Linked DNA regions of Mus musculus: all the other regions are linked to region 2. The links are chromatin loops, found by intact Hi-C in ENCODE. Cell type or tissue: heart. All regions are shown on one strand. Each heading gives the region's core, and the rest is flanking DNA. Links, peaks and the distances in the headings are about the cores only.

Region 1 (5,963 bases), core at 400-5,399, 91 kb before region 2:
TCTATTGCTACATATCCAGATAAACAAATGGATGGGGCAGAAAGGATGGCTCAGCAGGTAAAGCATTCACTGTGTAAGCATAAAGACATTAATGGAGATTCCCCTGAACTTGAAAACCCACATATAATGACTATAATTCAAGGCTGGAGAGAAGGGGGGAGGGAAATCCCTAGAGGTCACAGACCAGCCAATCTATCTGAATCAGTGAGGTCCAGGTTCAGTGAGAGATAGTCTCACAAAATAAGGTGGAGAGCTATCAAGAAGGTCAACCAACATTTACCTCCAGTCTCAACACATATATACAATATACACATTCATGTACACACACACACACACACACACACACACACACACACACACACACACACACTAGCAGATATACAGAATGAAAACACACACACACATCATGTGAACTAAAAGAAGCACTCAGAAAAAATTCCTCCATAAGGAATGGATCATATATTACACAGTGACTTTTGAATTCAGATTTCAATTACCAAGTACACAGACATTTCTTTTGAGAAATTTCAAAAGAAAGGGCAGCCATCTATTGTCAGAAGATTCTAGGAACTGAATTTCAGAGTGATATAGGGAAGGATGGAAAAAGACACATAGAATGGAAAGAAGTCCACTTTGAGCATCACTTGGATTCTTTTTTTTTTTTTTTTTTAGTTGACACAGAACCCCATGTAGAGCAGAATGACCATGAACCCCTGTTCTTCCCACCCACCCCTCTTCCTCTTCCTCCTCTTCTTCCTCTTCCTCCTTCTTTTCTTCTGCCTCTTCCTCCTGCTCAGGGCTAGGATCTACGAGCACTACTTCTAAAGATGGGAATTATTATGGTGAACACACACACACACACACACACACACACACACCAGTCATCTATTCAGAACTAACAAGCAATTTTATCATAGCCACACACACCATCAACATAACTTCTGCTGCATTACACCAAGGGAAAGTTACGGTGATTTACTACTGTACATTTCACAGGCTAGTTACGAAATTCACCCATAATATTTATTACTCAAAATGTCTTTTGAATCAAGGCAACAGTGACCCAGACTATGCCATAGCCCCAGCCCTAGAGAGTGAGACATACGCCATAAAAAGCAAAGCTTGATTTTACACGTGACGGCTTAGCATCAAGCACTTCTATGTCAAAAGATAAATGGGACCAATAAAAAGGCTTATTACAGAGGCTACCGACAGACCAAAAAAAAAAAAAAAAAACAGCATGACCCAGTGCCAACTTCCCAAAGCAATTCTCTGGGCTTAATTTTATATTTATTGTTTTATAACTTTTCACATGATGAAATCTCTCTAAATGAGGCCTTTTGGTATTTTTCAACTCCAGAACATCCCTTTTTCCAACCATAACTGCTTTACCTTTTTTAAACCAGCAAAAACATTCATCTTCCTCTTGTCCTCAAATCGAAGCTGCCCCTTATCCCAGCACTCTGGCTTTCTATACTTGATGAGCAACTGTTCTTACTGTCTTCCTGGCCTCGGTCCTCTTCTACCGTCCTCCAATGACAGCGCCCCAAGGCTTTCCTGAGGTTCACGAGTACTTTCTGCCTGCAGATCTCAGTTCTGCTATTTTCTAGTCAGTCTGTGAACTGCTTGTGTATCTGGTGAGCAGGTGACCGAGAAACTGACAAGCAGTTGAAGAAAGGACAAGAAGACCCTGTGTAATGCTGGAAGCCCTAGGACAGACAACACAAAACCATGAACAAGGAAGAGTCCAGAGAATAAGGCAGGCATTCAAGGGCTAGTCCCCCCACTGTCTAGCCCAGTGGCCATGGGGAAGGCGCCCTGACAGAAAGAAGGCTTGGGTCTCCTCGAAATGCACATGGTGAGTTGCCTGCCTCAGATTCCTGGTGAAATGTTTTGTCAACTTGACACAAATTGCAATTGCCTGGAAAGAGAAACCTCAATTGAGAAAATGCCTCCATCCTAATGCCTTGAGGCAAATCTGAAAGGCATTTTCTTGATTAATAATTAATGAAGGACAATCCAGCCTACTGGGGTTGTGCCATTCACTGGCAGGTAGCCCTGGGTTATAAGAAAGAAGGCAGAGCAAGCCATGAGGAGCAAGTCAGTAGGCAGCATTCCTTCATGCTCTGCACCATTCCCTTTTTCAAGGTTCTACCTTGAGTTCCTCCTACCCTGATGTCCCATCATGATGGTCTACAACTGTAAGCTAACATATAGTATCTCCTCTCCAAGTTGCTTTTGGTCATGGTCTTCATCACAATAGAAAATCAACTAAGACAGATTTGTAGTACATTTGTAAGAGAATAGGGTCTTCATAAATAGGAACTCATGCCATAGAAGGCCTAAAGAAGGAACTACCTACAAACCAAGATGCTGGCCCTCATTAGACTCTACATTTGCAGCACCTTTTCTGGGTTCCAGAAATACTTGCTGCTTAAGCTTCTAAGACTATATAGCATTTTTGTTAGAGCAATATGAATGATCTATAATATGTCATAAGGAATAACAGAGTTAATACATGCCCAAACACCTAGAAAGATGCCTTTAAACACGTCAAACATTCTCCATGTCAGAGATTAATATTTATGAATGGATTAACCCTTTAAAGCTCCCAACTCACACTAATGAAAATTGTAAGTTATTAATAAAATATGGAGCTTAAAAATATTTTAGGGCCAGGCAGTGGTGGCACATGCCTTTAATCCCAGCACTTGGGAGGCAGAGGCAGGCAGATTTCTGAGTTCGAGGCCAACCTGGTCTACAGAGGGAGTTCCAGGACAGCCAGGGCTATACAGAGAAACCCTGTCTCGAAAAAAAAAATTAGCATTTCCCACAAACCCACACAGATGCCACTGCCCATCTCTAGTTATACTGACTTAAGTACATGTTTGAATTTAAGTAGTACTGTATATAATCCACTTAAAAAACCTACAAAGTCATACTAGCCAGGTGGCTCCATGCTAAAGGCACCAAGCCTGGTCACCTGAGTTCAGTCCCCAGGACTGACTCTCACAAGCTGTCATCTGATGTCCACATCCATGGAGACAGAGAAACAGACAGACAGACAGACACACATATGAATAATATAAATAAGTTATATTTTTTTAAATCTACAAAGTTAACTCAAAATACATAAAAGTCTCATTTTTAGTTTTTTTTAATTAATTAATTAATTAATTAATTAATTATTTATTATAAATACATTGTAGCTGTATTCAGACACACCAGAAGAGGGCATCAGATCTCATCACAGATGGTTGTGAGCCACTATGTAGTTGCCAGGATTCGAACTCAGGACCTCTGGAAGAGCAGTCAGTGCTCTTAACCACTGAGATATCTCTCCAGCCCCTCATTTTTAGTTTTATGAACCCTATTTATTTTCTGCTGTAACAGGAAAAGATCGCGCTGTATTTAGTTTTATTCTGAATTCTCAAATCATAATCCCTAAACGTGGAGATAAAACAGAAAATCAGAACAAGACTGGGGGGAAAAAATCAAGGTTCAGGAGGAGTGGAAAGCGAACAGGAACTGGAGCTCACAGGAGAAAGCTAACCACACTTGCAGAGTCCCCTCCCCTCTTCTGGCTAGGCCCAGTCTCCTAAAACCCAGAGGAAAACCACAGTCTGGTTTCCTGGGCGGGGCAGAAACCCTATTCACTCAGAGGAACCAGAACTACAGTGTATTTCATGTGTCCATGAAAAGGCTCAGACTTGAGATAGTGAGGGCTGAGGAAAGATGATACGCATAGAAAATTTCAGAGTTACGTGTCACACTTGGAGCATCAAAGGAAGGCAGAAAAGACAGAAAGGCAGATGTCTATATGTCACTTGGAGACACACGGACAGAAAGCTGGGAATGGGTGGTGTGGGCTCCTATCCAGAGAAGCTGCTTACCCTGTAGGCTCAGTGTGCTTTCATCTAGAGCTGAACAGGAAGGCAGGGTGATTGTACACAGCTGGATAAGGAGGCAGGGTTACTGAAGTCAGAGAAAGGAGAAGGCAGAGTTTATGGTAGAGCAAGGAGACAGGTTTAGTGAACCTCCATAGGATCAGTCTCTTTAGGGGAACAGTCTGCAAAAGCTGTCAGTGCGCTCATTTGGTCCCCTGAGTGAAGTTCACCATCCCTCTGAGTCTCATGGGGTGGGGTGAAGCATGGCTGGGACAGGGGCTTTGCCATTCCTTTGGGGTTCTTGGCATGGCTGTGCCCCTGGCAACAGCGCACACATATTCAGGACTTCACCCACTCAGAGCTTCCTCCAGCCCCTAGAGTCACAAAACCACAAGTGTTCAAGAACATTCTTGAACCTTTTTTTTTCTGAGACCCTATCCTGTACATCAACATAAAACAGAGAATTGATCTGTAGTAAGAAAGCCACCTCACCCGCAGCAGAAATTCATCTAGAAATGACCCTCCCCAGGACTCTACAATACCCTACCTCACTCCCCAGTCTTCTCCCTGCTGACAACAGTGTGTCACAGGCTCTGCAAAGACATCCATTCTGGTTTTGCCTACAACAGTGGCAATCAGTGAACAGCGTCAGGTAAGTTAATCCTCCCTCAGTCTCACTGCAGGACCTGCACAGCAGACGTTCTACTGCTACCGTGTGGTCAGGACTTTGAACCGTGGCCCATGATGGCATTACCACTGCATTACTTTTGAGTGCACTGTAGAAAGAGAATGACTCTTTAAGGAGCCATGAGCTCCCCATTAGCAAGGTTATCATGACAGTAGGCACCTCTACAGTGAGATGGTACAAAAAGTAAATAAAAAAAATAAAGAACAAAACAAAAACACAAACCAACCAAGCAACCAACTGCAAACTTTTACAGCTTTTCTGAATGTATCCACAAGCCTCGGCTGGTGCAACTTAGCTCTCTGCAAGGGAAGTGTCAAAATTGAAAATTAATTGGCTGCGCCCCAGGTTCTGAGAATCAAAAGTGGGAATCTCTGCTCCCCACTCACCATTCCCTCTGTGGCATAACTTGACTACATAAGTATACAGCATTTCTTATGAGAAGGAAAAAAACCCAGATGACCTACTGTGTTTTACATTCGTGGTGAGCAATATAGAAAGAATATAAAAAATAAATGAGGCAGAGTTTTCAAAATGTTCTGATCTAGGGAGGAATACTAGATTATACAGAATAGTGTAGAATTCACCCAATGCTCGGTGGAAAAATTCTTATCATAGCAGTAAATGGGCTCAACCCAATGAGATCAGTAACACTGGAGGATGCTGGGTACAATGATAACTGCTCTAACAAGAAAGAAATCTAAATGCATCACTTTAGATTATCCCCAAAAGATGATGTTGTGAATCATTAAAAAAAAATATGGAAATAGTATCCGTTCTCAGAAACATACCCGAGACTATAGAGAGAGATTAAATCAGCTAGCACAAGTCTTAAGTCACTATCCCCTTGGGAGGTGATCTAAGATGTGTTCAAATTAATTAATTTCTTACAAAAATACTAAGTACATGCTCTCAGTAACTAGCCTCTATTCATTTCAGCCTTACCCCAAATAAAATTAAGAAAAGTAACAATAAGGACCCCAGAGGAATACGTACGGAAAATAAATATAAAAAAGCAATGAAAGCTCAACGTACTTTCAAAACAAAAAGTAAACACCGTGACCGAAAGCTGCGGAACGGGACCTCTATCTGTGATTTTTAACAATAGTTTAATCATCTGGAATCATTTTTAAGATAAAGCAAATGTAATAATCATGAGAGCCAAAATCAAGATGCAAGCACTATAGCTATTGACAGGGTTTCACATTGGATCTCTGTTCGCATGAAGCGTGGGAACAGTCATGCGACACTGGCCGGTTTTTATGTAGATTGCAGCTAAAGAGAGTGTAACATACAACCTGGGCAATCGGAGGTGTGCTGCAATCAAAATAGCATATGTCCAGGTTTAAATGAACACAGGCCCTTCTGGCACATTACACCAAATGCCTCTT
Region 2 (5,963 bases), core at 188-5,187:
GTTCAGCTACTAATATATATATATTTTAAAGGAAAGGTTTCTTATCCCTCAGCAGTAAAGCTTTACTAGTGTACTTCCTGAAAATCAGAGACAAAGTGTAGATTGTTTTATGCTCACTCATCAATTCATCATTAAAAAGAATTCCTATGTACCAGACTTGAGTATATATTAATATATCTATCTTTCAAGTACAAAATTTACAAGGATAAAATTTTAGTAATTTTATCCACTATATTACTTTATATATAATCATGTTATACATCTATTTGTATGAAAGGCCATACTTAAGAGGCATCATTACAAAAACACACACTATATACTGAAACTTTGTGTATTGTAAGTTACATATTTTTTGCAAAGAACAAGGAAATTGACTTCTATACCCGCTATGAGCCAAGCATAACATATATTCTCTGTAATAATAGGAAACCATAACTCAGATCTGAATTTTTTTTAAAGACTTTTCAATCTAAGCAGCTCCGAATACTGCTCACCATGGTGAGAAATGAAAGTCCACGGGTAAGTATCCTAGCAAAATTTTCATCACACACCCGCCTAACAGATGGGTTCTCAAAAACAACCAAGCATTCCGCAAGCCAAATGCTCAAAACTTAGTAATAAACAATGATTAACATTCTTGAGTATGTGATACTGCAGAAATGAGAACCTCAGCAACAATTTGGGGATGGGGGGGGGCAGAAGCTCGCTTTGTGCTCTCACCTCTCATCTCACCTCCCACCTCCCTTTCCCAAACAGGCACACCCTCTCACCTCCCTACCGGGCTCAGCATCCCAAGCCTTGGTGTTGGCTGCAAGCTCAAAACACTTGACTGATCATATCCGGTTGCCATTCCAGGAAATCCCAGAGTGGTTTTTAAGCCTCTGCCCACAGCTTGTAAAGAAAGGCGAGAGAAAAACTAATCGATATCAGCACCCAGCTGTGACCTGGCACGGAAGGAAATCTGGAAAAATAAATGTCATCCATAACCTGTATCATTTAACACTTGCAAGAACACAACCACTGGGATTGACTCTAAGGTGGACAGTGTTGCCGGGGTGGATCTGAGATTCCTGCACCAGGTGTCAAGACTGGTGCCCTCTGGTTCCTCAGCCCTCAGACAAGGAAATGCCTTTTCCCTTGCAAGGGTTATCTGATCCCCCCCCCCCCCAAAAAAAAGAGGAGGGAACAGAGAGGAAAACAACCTCTATCTACACCACTCTGGGAGAGCCCTTTGGCAAGAGAAGCTGGAAACCTTTCGCAAAGGTGGGCACACGACAAACTATTGTCTTGCTAACCAGTCACAGCCCAGAAAGGAAGCTCATGGAAAACATGACTGTTGAATCAGAGAGTCCCTTCAGTAGATAAAGTCCGATCCCTAGGCAAAGTAGGGGAGGTAAAATCTGCAGTGATTAGGGTTCCCCTGAAAGGTTTTACAGATTTTTTTTTAATTACAGGAGAATGAAGTCAGAGCATAAATACGTCTCTGTATCATATAAATTACTAGGTCCGTCCACAATAAAAACAAGAACGCCAATCGGCAGAACGGGGCATTATAGGAAATGAAGATTGTCAGTAAAATCTATAATGCTTTCTTTCTGTTAGACCTTCTGGGAGGTTATAATTGCATTTGGCCAATTCGGGCTTGTCAGTGAGCCTGGCTTCTTAATAGTCTCAACCCTAAAAGGAGTGACTGTCAAAGGGGGAGGGGGGTACCCAGCTGAAATCAAACAACAAAAACGGGAACTGTAATCCTACCGACAAGGGAGGAGGGAAGGGAAGGGAGCCTCCTGTATTCATCAGTCAACATTAATGGTCTTTGTTGTTCACCTTTGCACAGAACAGTGAATGCTATCCTGTTCCTTTTTCTCTCAAATCAGTGCCAGGGTAGTCCTCTCCTAAAGCTGCCTGCCAGCCTCTAAGAGCCAGGCTTTCTGACCCTCCTCTCCCTCGTCACTTTCCAGCCGGCCTCTATGACCCCCACTGCGCTCATTCCCTGGTAGAGAAGGTGGCCAGAAGTAAAAACCCTGCCAAAATCTCGGTTCCCCTCCAAGGACCAAAGAGCGCAGGAGCACAGATGTTGAAATTTACCAACCCCCCTGCTCGCAACACACACCCCAAACACCCGGGAGGCGAGGGAGGAAGGAGGCTACGTCCCGACTCCGTCTGTCACAGGGGCTACACTCTGCACTCTGGGAATGCCGACCCCAGCCGCAGGGACTTCGCGCCTCCCTACTGTTTGGGAGTATTCTAGCAGCCGGTTCCTGGTCTCCCTCATCACCCCGGGAAATCTTAGCAGCCCACTGCCAGCTCTCTGCCGCTGTGGGCCAGCAGGGGTAGAAGGGAGAGAAACCCTGTTGGCTTCCCCTTCCAACTTGACACGCAACACGCCCCGCGGCCGCTCCAAACTCCGCCAGCCAGCAGAGACCGGAGCGGCAGTCCGGACGTTCTGGGATCGGGTTCGAGGAGCGCCGAGTGCACGGTGAGGAGCGAGCCCCCCAGTGCTCGCCCCTCAGCCGGAGGCCGGTGCGGCCAAGCCCGGGACCCGCTGTGCAATGCCAAGACCTGGCATTTGCAGCCTGGAGCGGAGCGAGCTGCGTGGGGGCAAGGACCAGAGCGTGGTAAAAGTTCGCCCGCGAGCACTCACCCACGCCGTATTTCTCGTGCTCCGTAGGTATCCACATGGCTATGAAGGGCGTTGAGGGGCTCCGGGCTGTGCAATCCCCGCGCCCCTCCAGTGGCTCACAACAATGCACCGCTCCCGAAGAGCAGCTGTGTCGCTGGAGCACAGCGGATCGCGCGGGCTGCGGCGCTGGGCAGGGTCTGCTCCCGGGGCTCCGGAGCCGGCACTGACACTACACCGCCGAGGCGGAGCCGCCCGCCGCTCTGCCGGCCGCGGCTGCTCACAGCCCTGCGACGCGCTCCCGGGGACCCGGCGGCGCAGTCATTGTTCTGATTCACTGAACTAAGCGAACACGCCGGGGCACTCGCGGGCGCACCCCCGCCCGTCAGCGCCCGTCCAGCGCTGCCTACCCACTGCCTCGCGGCATGCTGGAAGTTGTAGTTCTTACGCTCCCGGCTCCGGAAGGAGGCGGGACTACAGCGGTTGGGGGCGGGGCACCTAGTTAGGCTCGCCACAATCGATTGGTCCAAAATGTGACGGCACAGCATAGGCGTGTAGGAACTCCCTCAGTGAGGCGGCATGCGACCCCAGGCGCGTTTTTATTGGTGTATCACCGCTCCGCCCCGCCTACGGCCCGCCCCTTTCTACTGTGCCAGGTAATGGCTGCTAGTGAGGTCCAGGGGCTTCCTGTGGACCCCCGGGAGGCTGGGGTCCGCGGGGTCCGCGGCGGAATCGGACACACAGATCATGAAGGTGAGTGTGCTGTCCCTTAGGCGCGGGTGATCTGTCTTCCTTCTTCTGTGCCCGAGGTGCAGCTGGCAGCCGCTCAAACCTTTGAAGCTGGTCGGCTGGGAGACCACCTTGGTGCCAGGGAAAAAGCCGCGGGCGGGACCCAGAGATATGGGTTGGGCAGACGGAGGTTGCCAGGCTGAAGCTGTTTTGGGGTGGGAGCAGAAAATGTGAAGAGCTGCCTTCCCGGCCTCTGAGAAAGCTCCTTTGCTGTCTTCCGGTTTGGAATTCTGTGCTTTGCACTTGCCGCCAAGTGGGTGTGGGTCAGGTCTGGGTTGCACACGTGTGACTGTAAAGCTGTGATTAGCCGCTATTTCCTGACTTGTAGCCCTCGCTCTCCCCGGTTTGCTGAATTTGGCTCTGGGAAGGTGTTTTATGTAGTTTGGGACCGGTTTCCAAGTTGGAGACTAGTCACGTCACGGCTCTCTAATACTTATTTGCTGGTTGCAGGTTGTAGTCCTCTTCAAAAGGAAAGGATGTGTGTGTCTCAGGTATCATTTGGCCCTGTAGCCTGGGAGATGTTACATTCTAAGAGAAAGAGAAAAGAGAATTAAATTCACTCCAGCCCTCACAGAATATTTAAAATAGGGTTTTAAAATTCATCACAGCTACTTTGTATCAACCTGACTTTGCTGCTTTCTTCAGTTCCACTGTAGAGACCAAAAGTCAAACTTTCATCATAGACTACCTTTTCTTTTGGTCGCGCTCCACTCCCCACCCATTTTGTTTAAGTGTTAATTTTGGGGGTTAATTTGGGTTCTCAGTCCTTGTTGATGTTTTTTCCATTTAACCTTCACAGCTTTTTATCTCAGTAGCAGGGAAATAAAAGTGCAATTTCTTCCCACTTTCCATGAGTGAGATTCCTATCAATGGGTTTGCCATATATCCCGTACTTATGTTTTTCCAGATCACCAAAATTCCACATTTTAAGATATAAAGTTGGAAGCTTTAATAATTTGGCGGGGGGGGGGGGCGTTGTTTATGGTTTTTGTTTTTGTGGGGGTTTTGGTTGGTTGGTTGGTTAGTTTTGGTTTTTAGAGACAGAGTTTCTCTGTGTAGCTCTGGCTGACCTGAAACTCACTCTAAACCAGGCTGGCCTCGAACTCAGAAACCCGCCTGCCTCTGCCTCCCAAATGCTAGGATTAAAGGCGTGCGCCGCCACTGCCCGGCTTCTTCTCCTCACTGATAACTTTTTCTCACGGGTTAATTTATTTGAAAACTTGAAAATACCTCTAAAGCATAAATAATTACCTTACACTTAGAATTCATTACAAATATTTCAAGCACTTCATTCAGAGGTCTGTAGATTAAAAAAATAATAATAATAGTAACATCCACTACACAGTTCCACTTATAAAGACAAAAGTGATGCATATTTTATAACATAGTCCTTTATAATATGCATTGTATACCCCATTTTAAAATAAGAGGGATGATTCTAGTAAACTCAAAGATCTACAGCTTTCTTCTTCCTATTGTTTATCAAAGATACTTCTATATCAATTTTTTTGTTACATTTGTTAGTGAATACACTCATGTTCCATAGGAAAGATATTCCATACTCTAGCCAGTCCCCTGTTAGTAAATGTATAAAGTAGCTCTGATTTTCAATAGCATTACAGAGAGTGGATTTATATATATGTATAATATATTTGTCATATATTATATACATAATATAGATGGATAGATAGATGTTTGCCCAGTAGAGTATTAAGTTTGTGTGAGTTTTCCATGAATGCCAGTTTTCCCTGTTAAAAGTACTCATGAATATTTCCCAATAATAATCAAGTGTCCTTTACCCACTTAGTATTTTCAAAAAGTATAAGGAAATTATTAATCAAGGACCAGTGTTGAAATATGGTAAGCCTGAATTGGGTGACTAATGAAAACTTAATTTTAGGCTCCAAATTATCTTCCACAAAACCATTGAGCAGCAGTGAATTTTCAGTGGTTGTCACAAAAACAAACCCTCTCCTTACTTCAGAACTGCCCAGTATTATCATTGATTTAGACCAGTGACTGGGGGAGCTTCATGACTGATTCTTATGTCATTAAAATTCTCCTTTAATAATGGATCACTCTATGACTTTATCAGAATTCTTTTCAAATCCTGCAAAATGGGACACATAGTATAGGTGGGAATAATTGCATTAGGAGTAATTTCTTCTTAAGTTATCCAGGATGTCTTTCTCTGTAAAATCACAGACCTCTTTAATTTCTGGAAAACTGCTGCTTTTCAGAGGTTTCTTCCAATTCTAATTAAAATGTCAGTCTGTGTGTTTAATATCCTGAGACAAAAGGGCCTGAGGAGCCATTTAACAGAAATCCTAGCAGTTCTATAAAATCTCTGCTACAAGGAGTCACTAGGTGGAGTGCAGGCATATACAGCTCCCTCGCTGAGACCTCTGCGCTTCCAGGGGTTTCTTTAGTCCGTTCCTCCCCAAGTCCCTATACTGGTTGGTTCACCTCAAAATTATGTTTTGAGAAAAATCAAAAAGTCTATTTTGTTGTCAGTACAGATAAAGAAAGAGATGACACCAAGTGTGCACCTATC
Region 3 (5,963 bases), core at 474-5,473, 110 kb before region 2:
GGCAGGGGAATGTCAAGTATCAATGCGGAGAGAATTCCCTCATGCACTCAACCATGCACCTGAGCCTGGGGGCCACTCTCGACACAGATGATTACTACCAGTGAATTGCATAAGCTTCTACAATGTGGTAGGTAAGCAGAGTGAGGCAAAATAAAAGAAGCTCTAAGGCTTAACAAGTATAACTGAATTCCCAGGTATCTTTTATAACTGTTGAAAATGAATAAACTTTAAAGACTCTTAACAATACTATGCAGACAACAGTATGTTTTAACCTGGCTAAAAGTACAATTAAAAACAAACAAATAAAAACCAAGCACTGAACAAAATAACAATAAAAGCAATAATCTAATTAAAAATGGGCAAATAACCAGAACAGACATTTCTCAACAGAGGATACACAAATGGCCAAAGTCTAAGCAAAAAGCATTCAACTAATCACTGAACATCCAGGAAATGAACATCTAACGCACACCGAGATACTGTCTCACCACAGGTAGAATGGCTCTGATGTATAAGACAAAAATCACTATGCATGGTGGTGCATGCTGGTGGTCTAGGGAGCCTGAGGGAGGAGAGAACCATAGGTTATATACTGTCTTAAAACAAAATTAACAATTATAATAAAACCAATATTGCAAAATATTAATATTGCAAAGGATGTTAAGTAAAGGGGACTCTCTTACACTATTTAGAGTAACCTCTGGGTATCTATGCAAAGGAGGGAAGTCAGTCTGGCAATGTGACAGCTCATCTATATGTTTACTACCGCACTACTCATAAGTAAGCTAGGCACAAACCTAGATGTATACCAATGAATGAATGACAAAACAAGTGTGCTCTCTTTCTCTCTCTCTCTCTCTCTCTCTCTCTGTCTCTCTGTCTCTCACACACACACATACACACACACACATACACACTCACACACATACATGCATGCACGTACTAGAATAGTACATAAAAATAAAGTTTTATCCACCCAGAAAGCTTTCAGCCCAAGGTTTGTCCTATCTACAAATAATGCTGACATGGGGGAGGGAGCAGAGAGTGAGGGGATGGGCAACCAATAACCAGCCCAACTTGAGACCCATCCCATGGGCAAGCACCAACCCCTAACACTATTAATGATACTGTGTTATGCTTGCAGACAGGATCACGTTGTCCTCTGAAAGGTTCTGCCCAGCAGTTGACTCCAACAGATATACACACCCACAGCCAACAGTGGATGGAGCTTGGGGACACTTAGGGAAGAATGGAAGGAAGGATGACAGGCCCTGAAGGGGATAAGAACTCTACAGGAAGACCAACACAGTCGACCAACCTGGACCCTTGGGGTTCACAGAGTCTGACCCACCAACCAAGGAACATAACAGGCTGGACCTAGGCCTCCCTGTACATATGTAGCAGATGTGCAGCTTGGCCTTCCTGTGGGTCCTAAACAACTGGAACACGCACTACCCCAAAAGCTGAATATATACCCCTGTCTGTGGGATATATTCTACTAGCTGGGCTGCCTTGTCTGGCCTCAGTGGGAGAGGAAGCATCTAGTCTTGCAAAAACTTGAATTGCAGGGGGTGGGGGTGGGGGGCGGGGAGAACCAGAGGGGCTCCCCACCCACTCAGAGATGAAGGGGAGGGGGAAGGGAGAATGATTGTGGGAGGGAGGTGAGTAGGGGGGTGGGTAGTGAGTGGGACATAAAGTGAATACATAAAAAACAAGTTAAATTAAAAACAACAACAAAGTTTAATCATTAGCAGCAAGATGGATATAACATTACACAAATGAAATGCCAGGCACAGGCATGGTGGCTCATGCCTACATACAGAATACTGAGGAGTAAGAAGCAGAATTATTGCCAGGGATTTGAGGCCAGGCTACGGATATTGTCTCAAAATATAATAAAATAAAAACTCATTGTAAATTAGCTATGTAAAGTATGTTACTCACATAGAAAACAAAACAAGACCTACATGGCCTAGCATCCAGTACAATGGCCATTAAAATCCCTGCACTGAGCTTAGCAAGGTGGAACGTAACTGTATAAACCAGCCAGTCGGGAGACTAACGAAGGACACTCGGTGTCTAAAGCCAGACTGATCTGCAAAATGGCTATATCATACGCACCTATCATATCTCTTATGGCAACTGTGAGAAAGAGAAACTAAAAAGAAACAGTGGGCCCATTCATATAACGGAACTCAACAAGCACTAACTCCTATTTTTCATAGTCTCCGGAGAACATACTTAGAACCCAAGAGTAGAACAGAGACAAAGAGCTTTCTGGTCGACAGAAACTGTAAATCCTTCTTTCTCATTTCCAAGATGCCTTATCTTCACTTTTAATATACCATACCTATAGGGACGCCTGTTCGACTAACCCTTAAATTCATATCATTCCTTATTTAAATAAGTGTCTATCGGGGGAGCAAATGTTTGGACAAATTTTTAAAACATTATTTGTTTAAAAAAAAAATCCGTACTCTAATTTGCCATTAGGGAAACACGAATTAATACACTTCCTGAAAAGTAAGTAAAATTACTAGAAAAATGATATCCAACTAAATACAGAGGTCAAATGGAACCAGCAGTAAGATTTTAATATAAGCATGTGTCCTATGTTACATGGGACATACTTATACTGCCTGACTGGTATCACAAGCTTTTCTTTGCTAAATCTAGCAATTCTACCTAACAGGGCAAACTGGACATTCTATAAATAAAATTTTGAGCTTGTATTTCTTTTAGATTGTTTTCTTGTATTGATAGGGAAATGTCTTATCTATGCCAATGTTCACTTAGACAACATTTCAGAAATTCTTCTTCCCTGACACATAATTTAGCCATGGCTCAATTTCCTGTGCCTGACTGAGTTGCTCAAGACGAGATCACGTGCAGCTCTGTACTGGCGGCAACACACAGGAACAGAACTTCCCATCGATCTGGCCACAGGCACAGACGTATGGCAGACTTTTGTTTTCACGTCTGGTAGAAACGGATGACACAGTTCCTCTGTTCCAGAGAACTGTTGCACAACTCCTAGATACTAATCTGGAAAGGAATCAAGTCATGTCATTTTTCACAGCCTCTAACCATCCCGGTCACCATCGCTAGAATACAGCGAGCTGGCCCCTGAGTGGCGATGGCAAGGTACCTCACTGTTACAAAGATATATTCATGCCATGGAAAATCTGTAGTGTGTAAGAGTAAGAGTCAGTGTAAGTACCAGCTCCAGCTGTGCAACGTCACAAAGAAAGGCTTAAGACATGGATGACTGCAGGTGTGCATTCCTACTGCGTCCATCAAGAAGCCCACAGGCAACAGGCCATCAATGACTGAGAAAAAAAGTTGGGGGGGGGGAACAAAAATACCGGGACAGAAGTGACTGGACAGAGCTGAAACAGGAAGAAGAAACGGGGCACCAGGGGAAGACAAGTCATGTGGACAACTGAAGGAAGTAGGGAGGCCAGAGAACCACACAGGACAAAGTCAAGCTGCATTACAATAACTCAGCCTCCAGGAGACAACTGTAGCTCAGAGTTCATCATAGTGTACAACATGAAAAACAGCAATTCACAGAAATATTATATAAACACTATAGAATCCTCTGAAACTTCTGATTTTTCTTCCATTTGTCCTGTCTTTTGTCTCTGATTCTTTCCCCTTCTGCTCTCCACCCCCCTCCTTCTTTCTTTCTTTTTTCCAGATTCTGGGTTTTGGTACTATATACTCCAGGTTGCCCTAGAATGATCTATATTCTACGCTTTGAATTGAGAGACCTGCCTGCCTCTGCCTCCCATGTGCTAGGATTAAAGTTGTGAGCCTCATGCCTGGTCTACTGGAAATGTTTTATGAATAGAAGTAAGAATAAACTATTGTTAACAGTTCCATACAATATTTCATGCAAAGCTCATATTTAATAAATACTACATAGTTGGGTTTTTTTAGGGGACCGAAAAGAAATTTGGCAATTAAATATGGGGCTCACTAATGAAAAAAAAATCTATTCAAAGATCATAGTCCACAATGTCAAGACTAAGAGTTGGGGATGACAGAGCAAGGGGGCAATACAATTCAACGAACATCGCTCACATGCACCATGTCTGCGATGAATAGCATCTCTGCTAATGGAACCATGCTAAGTGAGGTCTCAACACCTAACAGAAGACCTGGGAATACACACAAAGAATAGTGATGCCAGTGGGTAAATTACCAGCCACTGCTATGGTCCATTGGTAGGTCTAGGATGGGGTAAGTGTCCAGAGAGCCAAGGAAAGAAGGAAGGAGAGGTGGGGTTTCTGTGGTTCAAATAGACTTCTCATCCCCTGAGGGTTGGGGGAGAAAAATAGGATTGGAAAGCCCCAGACAGGACGGGATTTCCCATCAAATCAAACAACATAATTGTTGCCTATCTCAAAAGTCTTTTTCCTTCCTGTATGTAATGCAGGGAAGGCATTATTAAATTAAACCCTTGACTAATGGAGATGAGAAGGCACTTATGGGCAGCCATGACCTCACTTTCTCCTCTCACATTACATTCCATTTAATGCATATCTTGGCTTATAGATTGCTAACTGAAAAGGAGAAGGGAAAGAAAAATACTAACTACCACAGCACTTGACAAAGCAGCTACATGATTTCAATAGTGTTTTAATGCAACCAAAAACTATGTCATGCTTCTAAACATGGTAAAAATCTGATCTACGTAATTTTGTTAGAAATACATGTTGAATTAATATTACTGATTGTGGAATATATTAAAATAATGAAACACTTTTTTTTTGATTTATTATAGAGGTGGTCAGGTAAAAGAAGACTGGGCCTGTGTTAAGACAGATTAAGCATACATGAAATTAGCAGTAATTATACTTACCATTAGTCATCTCCAAAATAATGTTCTCATTTTATAATGTACTTTTTTCAGTGGGTTCATTACACTAATCTTCTTAACAGGCCCTTCCTCCATCAACTGCACTGAGGTAAAGTAAATTTCAATGCCACTGAAGTGGAGTGATTACATATTAGGAATTACAGCATCTATATTTATATGGCATCCCTATAGCTGAAAACTATTTCATTTTATGTTTGAAGCCAGCACCATCTCCCCAGGTTCTCATATCTATCATTCCATTTGTTACATTTGCAAGCACCCGGAGATGGGACAATTTCCTGCTGGCAGTTCTATGAGTTGCTTGATTCCATATACAATCACCAAACCCAGACACTTTTGTGGGTGCCAACAAGTGCTTACTGACAGAAGCCTGATAAAGCTGTCTACGGAGAGGCTCCACCAGTGCCTGACAAATACAGAAGTGGATCCTTGCAGCCTACCATTGGACTGAGCACAGGGTCCCCAATGAAGGAGCTAGAAAAAGGACCCAAGAAGCTGAAGGGGTTTGCATCCCCATAGGAGGAACAACAATATGAACTAACCAGTACCCCCAGAGCTCCCAGGGACTAAACCACCAACCAAAGATCACACATGGTGGAACTCATGGCTCCAGCTGCATATGTAGCAGAGGAAGGATGGCCTAGTCAGTCATCAATGGGAGGAGAGGCCCTTGGTCCTGTGAAGGTTCTACGCCCCCACCCCCAGTGTAGGGGAATGCCAGGGCCAGGAAGTGGGAGTGGGTAAGCTGTGAGGAGGGAGAGGGAAAAGGGGATAGGGGGTTTTTGGAGGGGAAACCAGGAAAGGGGACAACATTTGAAATGTTTATAAAGTAAATATCTAAAAAAAAAGAAAGAAAGAAAAGTTAACAATCTGAAGTCTAGAATTTATAGTAAATTACCTAAGTTGGTTATTATAACAAAATGAATAAACTTCCAGAGTTTATCTTTACACATTACCTCCTTATTTCCCAGAGTCAAGTCCATGGCAACAAAACTCACTTTCTGGGGGAAAAAGAAAAAAGAAAGAAAGAAACAGAGCAAAGTACAGAAAAAGGCAAGCAAGAATCTAAAATAGACAA
Region 4 (5,963 bases), core at 374-5,373, 410 kb after region 2:
TAGCAATGATCAAGCTTAGACTTAGAGCTCCCGGTGTGGGGGAGGTGGCTGCAGCTTCTATGGGAGTGGAGGCTGTGCTCCAAATTAACTTTGCTAGGTAATTAAGATTTTAGCTGTCTTCTCTAGGAATCTCTAATACTGGAATTATTACTAGACCAGTCCAAGATTGAGTTAGAATAACTGGTCACAATGAGGGAAGGAGAAGAATCACTATAATTCTTTCTTGTGACTAATCTTTCTAAGTCAGATTACAGGGTCTCTACTGTTCTAGGTTCTATAAGGTTTAAAAAGCTTGAAGCAAGGCAGCTTAGCTTGTCCAAACTGGGAAAATGTCAAACAAAGGTGGGTCAAAAACATATACCCAATTCAGCTTTCTTGTCACTACAGTCAGGGCACTCAGTGAACTCACCTGTCTGCTTGTCACATGAATTAGCCGTCATGCTTCTGCAGTGTTCTGTGAAGAGAATCTATGCTTTTCCCTTTCCCAACAAGGGAAGAGAAGAGATCAGATCAGGATCAAGATTTTATGCCAATAAGTAGACCCTTTTCATCTCACCTAGACATGATTATGTCTGGTTTTTAAGATACTATGAGGCATTTATTAAGTTCTTTGACATCCAATTTTCAAAATTCTTAAAATAAAAGTATGATTTAAATTATGTGCACGGGGACATATTAAATAATGTGCACAGGGATATAAATAATTCACAATAAATAAAGGACCACACAAATAACGAAATATTAGTTTCTCCTAATTAGATTCATATAGCAGAAGAATCTTTTTGTCTATTTGTGAAAAAGGCAAATTTTAAAATGTAAAAGCATTAGGACTCATTAAGGGGTGGTTTCAGATTTATCAGCCCACTCTTTAAAGAATCCTGGGGTGGTTTTGATCCTTGCAGAGTGGTCTCTGTTTAAACACACACACAAAACATTAAACTGTCAAACACAAGTAATAATCTAAAGTGAAAGGTATTAGAGTGAATACCAAGAGAGGCGAAGAAGGCTCTTCTCAAACAAGGTAATGCATTCCCAAGCTGACACACTGGCATTCTTTCAAAGCATTTTGGCATATCTGTGCAATATTTACACAGGAAGGGCAGAAAGACCCAGCAGCTCACTCTCAGGAGGGGTCAACCTCCTTTCTCTTGACTCCAATGGAGAATGCTTAGCTTAGTCAGATGGAAATCCTCTTATCTGTGTCTTGAAGAGCCATTTATAGACCTACTGCACTGAGTCAAGCACAAGCCTTAGTGTGTGCGTGTAGCTGTCTTGTGTAGCTGCTCTGGAACTCACCCTGTAGACCAGGCTGGCCTCAAACTCATAGATCCACCTGCCTCTGCTACCTGAGTGCTGAGATTAAAGTGGCATGTGCTACTACCACCACCCAGCTTAAAATAGGTAATTTATAAACACAAGAGTTTCAAGTACTTCATAGCCTTGGAAGTTCAAGAGTATGGTGCAGATGTCGTCAGCTGTGGTGGAGGGCTTCAGGGCAGAGGTCTTCAGAAAAGGGGAAACATGGAGAAAGAGAAAGTAAGAGATAGAGGACAAACCAAGCTCATCCTTCTTTCTAATAGCCCACTCTAGTGATTAGCTATTTGATGCCAACATGGTCCTGTCTGAGGGCAGTACCATCATGATCTAATTACCTTCATTAGGTAAATCTCTTATGGTTTTCATCGTCTCCACACCAACACACTGAAGACTAAGCATTGAGTACACAGCACAAGCAAGTCCAGAGCATATTCACTTACATATAATTGCATATCTGTATTTTTCTATATATTATTGTGCTACAATAAAGTAAAATAAGAAATTAAATACACATTAATACTGTGACTCATATTTCTCTGCAAAACTGTGTAGGGCAAAAAAAAAATTAGGACTACATTGAGAAAGGTCACCTTTCTTTCCTTTTCTCTTTCTGTCTGTCTTTCTTTTCTTTCTTCTTCAATATTTATTTTTTTATTTTATGTATGTGAGTACAATGTAGCTGTACAGATGGTTGTGAGCCTTCATATGGTTGTTGGGAATGAAATTTTTAGGACCTCTGCTCACTCTGATTGGCCCAGCTTGCTCCAGTCAACTCTGCTTTCTCAGTCCCTGCTCACTCTGATCCAAAGATGTATTTATTATACATAAGTACACTGTAGTTGAATTCAGACCCACCAGAAGAGGATGTCAGATCTCATTATGGGTGGTTGTGAGCCACCATGTGGTTGCTGGGAATTGAACTCAGGGCCTTTGAAAGAGCAGTTAGTGTTCTTAACTGCTGAGCCATCTCTCCAGCCCTCACCTTTCTTAATATAATAGAGATCAGAGACTAGTCAACATTGACAGAGCATGACTTGAACCATGGTAGTTTGGCTCCAATGTGTAGTGTGCCAATTCCAGTGAATTGAAACACTTCAGCCTGTTAATAAAAACCTTTTTACTGAGATCTGCACCAGAATTTGGAGCAGGTTTCCTGGAGAGAAAATATAGAACAAGATTCAGAGAAACTGAAGGGTGAGAGTCTTCTTGCATTATGATCTTTTTAACCTACCAGTATCCAGCAGGCACACTGACCTTCTCCTTAGCTCTGTCAGAACGAGAGGGGAAATCTTGGGGTACATTGAGAAATTTTGAGAACAACAGCAATGGACCCTCACGCTTTCTGTCTTAGAGGGAGAACAAACATCAGAACTGTTCTGATATTGGAGATGTGGTTAAAAATGGAAACAGTGTCAGTTCACCAGCATAGTTATTGGAAAGGAAAACTTATACATTTTAAAAATAGTTGCTCAAGATGGCTTGTCATTAGTTAATCAGAACACCTTCTTAAATATGATCATCAATCCCTGCTTCCTCTTTTGATGGTTCTGACAGGAGAGGTCTTGAGCTGAGTCTGGAGAACTGAAACTAAAAAGTGAAAGTTGTCAGGCCCTAGTGTCTGCCTAACCTTGTCAGTGTCTCAGGAGAGTTTCAAACTTGCCCATATTTAGGTAGATGCAAACTTAACAGCTGTAGTTTCAAACACATTACAACAGATGGCAGTGCTGCCCTCAAAAAATAAAATCTCCCACAGACCCTCCAGATGTTCTCCAGGACACCTCAGGATGCAGCAGTGCAGGTCTTCAACTGCAGCACAAAGGTAACTCCTTCTGGAACAAAGAGCACCTAAGTAAAACACCTACATGGGCTCCGTGCAGCAAAATGAAGAGTGGGATTCAGAAATTTTGTGGCTTTTTAATCATTTGCTGCTGTTTTTATATGGATATTATTGCTTATAGATAAAGCATACAAAACACTTTTCTGTATAGCAGTAGATGCCAAATAATTGAAGCTTTTTAGGGGCACAGATGGTCTGTCTATATTAAATAGTCTTTCTTTCCGTTGGAGTTCTTAAAGACACGTGAAAAATACTTATCTCTCAAATTGAACTCACAGGCTGCAGGCTGCTAGTGGCCGTTCTAGTCAAAAGCTCAGAGTAACACACTGAAGTGCAGCTCAGCAAGATGTTTTCTGCAAGGCTGGATGGAGTCTCACTGTTGTCAGATCTCACCTGCTTTGTGTCTATGACTGCAAAAATGGAACCGAGCATGAAATACCTGTAGGATCTTGATCTCAAAAATACTATAAATGGTGCAGTTTTACCTTAAATTATTTAAGGAGATTTGCAAGCAATTCAAGCTTAATAAAGAATCTCTGTTAAAATTCCCAAGGAGAGCAGTTCTTGAACAAAAGCTTTTCTCCCTTTTTATGTTAATAACTGTAACTGGCTAATGAGAGCCCATACTTAGTTACAATCTTTAGTTCAGATTACATTCAATAACTTTATAGAATATGCCATTTGAGATTTTTCTTCCTAAATTAATGATGCTGTCTTAAAGCTAGGCACTGTGCTTATTATTCCTTAGATTTTTATATCAGCTATTAAAAACAATGGAAATAAGGTGAGCAGTGGTGAGGGTGGTGCATGCCTTTAATCCCAGCACTTGGGAGGCAGAGGCAGGCAAATTTCTGAGTTTGATTCCAGCCTGGTCCAGGGCTACATAGAGAAACCCTATCTTGAAAACCAAAACCAAAAATCAAACAAACAAAACCAAAAACCAAACCAAAACAAAACAAAAAACCCCAAACCCAAACAAACAAGCCCCGAAAACCAAAACAACAAAACAACAGAAAAACTAAACCACAAAGAAACAAAAACAACAGAAAGAAGCCCAATCCTTTCTACTATTCATAAAATAAATACTACTGGCTATGGTAATTTTAAGATCAGGAAATTTCTTAGGAAAGTTACAATCTATCTATCTATCTATCTATCTATCTATCTATCTATCTATCTATCTATGTATCTATTGAGTCACGGTTTACTACGTAGCCTTGGCTGGCCTGCAACTCTCTATGTAGACCAGGCTGGCCCTGAAGCATCCAGATCTGCCTGCCTCTGCCTCTCAAGTGCTTGGCCAGAATCTAGTTTAAAATACACTTTTAAATTGCACTATTATTATAGCCTTCCAGATAAAAATTTCTTGTAGGTTCTACCAAGCTTTAAAATGCCCTTTGTTTGTTTTTCTAAACATCTTTAAAAGATTGCTGGTCACGTTTTATAATTGGTTCATGACCAATTTGGTTCATTCTGTTTTTACAAAGACTGGAATATTCACAAAAACGACAGTTTGCCTCCTAAGGCCAAACATAGTGGTACACAATTACACTATGGAGCCCAATGTGCTTTACCACTAGTCATAAGTTACCAGCTGCAGCTTCATCACCCGTTCTTCTTGGGCTACTGGAAATATTTAGCGTTTCCAAAGTGCGTTTCTTCCTCCTTAATAGGGGCATTGGTTCCTGTTCCAACTTGTGGGGCGTAGACTCACTTAGGAGGTAGCGCTTGGCTTACAAAAGGTAGGCTACCATCCTAGCCAGCACATGCTAGGGAGGGCGGCAGCGCAGACTCCCCCAGGCTGCCTTGTGACGTGACGTAAGGGACCCACCCGGCCAGTGTCCTCCAACATCAAGGACCCTGAATCAACACCGCGGTCGCCCAGAGGCCGCCCTAGGGTGACAGGAAGAGGGGCGGTACCGGCGACGCCCTCCCGCACCCAGCCTGGGGCGGCAGAAAGACCGAGAACCCGCGGCCGAAGCCCCGCCCGTCTGCGCCGGCGGCGGGCGCCGAAAGGGTTGGAACGTGACCTTGTTTGGGCGTTGCTAGGAGACGCGGCCAGCACGCGCGCGCGCGACCCCCGCGGGCAGGCGCGGCGCGAGGGGCGGAGCCGCGGCCCGGAGCGAGGCTGGCGAGCACCGTTAGCCCGGCTGGCGCGCGGCGTCGGCCCGGCCGCCGTCAGGCCTCGCCGCTGCCCGGGGACAGACTCCCCGGCGGCTGACAGCCGCGGAGGCGGGACGACGGAGGACCGTCAGCCAGGTGAGTGGCGCGGGGTCATGTTGGAGAAGAGGCCTGCGGCGGGGCGGAGGCAGTATTGCCGGAGGCGTTCGGTGTGTAGAGGGGCTGGCGCGGCCCAGCGAGCCTGGGCGCACGGCGAGCTGAGGCGCGGTGGGCCGCTCCCGCCGCGTAGGGCCGCGTCACCGTGGCCCATGCTGCAGGTGCGCGAGGCGGCCGAGCGACCGGACCTGCAGCAGGGGCTCGGCGTCCTTTGCGATGCCTGCTCGTTTCCCACTCAGGGCAACAGGTGGTGCCGGAGGGCCGAGAGCGAGCCCTGGCGCTGCCGCCCTGGGAGTGGCAGGCACCCTTGCCAATTAGGGCGCCGGGGCGGGAGTGGCAGGGCGGCCCTGACGCGCTGACCAATGGGATCGCGGGGCCTGGGTGGGCCGTGAGGGTGGGCGTGGCCAGAGGCCGAGTCTGGGCTTCCCTGTGGGGCGTCCGCCAGAGCGGCGCGGAGGTCTCGGTTGAGAGGAGCTGTGGCGTGTTCCTCGCGGGGAGAGAGAGAGAGACACATCAGCCAATGTCCCTCCAT

What was found. Hi-C counts contacts between places; a loop is a spot of excess contacts. Peaks named below come from ENCODE experiments on the same cell type or tissue, not always from the same donor. Only the 100,000 strongest peaks of a DNase experiment are listed, where the experiment ranks them.
Region 1: a loop joins it to region 2, with 2.0 times the contacts of the local background. A loop is called at or near these places in 2 of 42 quality-filtered maps.
Region 3: it touches region 2 in a loop (2.1-fold over the local background); 4 of 42 quality-filtered maps call a loop at or near these places.
Region 4: a loop joins it to region 2, with 2.8 times the contacts of the local background. A loop is called at or near these places in 4 of 42 quality-filtered maps.

What each region holds. Positions count from the first base shown.
Region 1 is chr12:40,534,096-40,540,058 of GRCm38, reverse strand. The region is part of intron 1 of Dock4 (dedicator of cytokinesis 4); the gene reads right to left. Among named protein-coding and RNA genes, the nearest start is that of Dock4, 91 kb to the right of the region's middle. In heart, for the core only: a CTCF peak has its summit at 3,240 (motif pointing right); a DNase peak (open chromatin) is centred at 3,618.
Region 2 is chr12:40,443,076-40,449,038 of GRCm38, reverse strand. Zfp277 (zinc finger protein 277) reads left to right here and starts at 3,249. Exons shown (of 12, transcript NM_178845.3): 1 at 3,249-3,373. The coding sequence starts at 3,280. Dock4 (dedicator of cytokinesis 4) reads right to left here and starts at 2,986. Exons shown (of 53, transcript NM_172803.2): 1 at 2,645-2,986. The coding sequence starts at 2,681. It overlaps Gm40406 (a long non-coding RNA gene), which reads left to right and starts at 3,380. Exons shown (of 2, transcript XR_872699.3): 1 at 3,380-5,963. In heart, for the core only: CTCF peaks have their summits at 2,300 and 2,968; DNase peaks (open chromatin) are centred at 1,248, 2,188 and 3,058; H3K4me3 peaks cover 3,617 bases; H3K27ac peaks cover 2,302 bases.
Region 3 is chr12:40,556,284-40,562,246 of GRCm38, reverse strand. The region is part of intron 1 of Dock4 (dedicator of cytokinesis 4); the gene reads right to left. Among named protein-coding and RNA genes, the nearest start is that of Dock4, 110 kb to the right of the region's middle. In heart, for the core only: no CTCF peak of the experiment used is centred there; a DNase peak (open chromatin) is centred at 2,926.
Region 4 is chr12:40,037,288-40,043,250 of GRCm38, reverse strand. Arl4a (ADP-ribosylation factor-like 4A) reads left to right here and starts at 5,264. Exons shown (of 2, transcript NM_001039515.1): 1 at 5,264-5,413. Arl4aos (ADP-ribosylation factor-like 4A, opposite strand) reads right to left here and starts at 5,174. Exons shown (of 3, transcript NR_166749.1): 1 at 4,746-5,174; 2 at 3,431-3,564; 3 at 1,953-3,146. In heart, for the core only: a CTCF peak has its summit at 3,029; a DNase peak (open chromatin) is centred at 5,110; H3K4me3 peaks cover 795 bases; H3K27ac peaks cover 796 bases.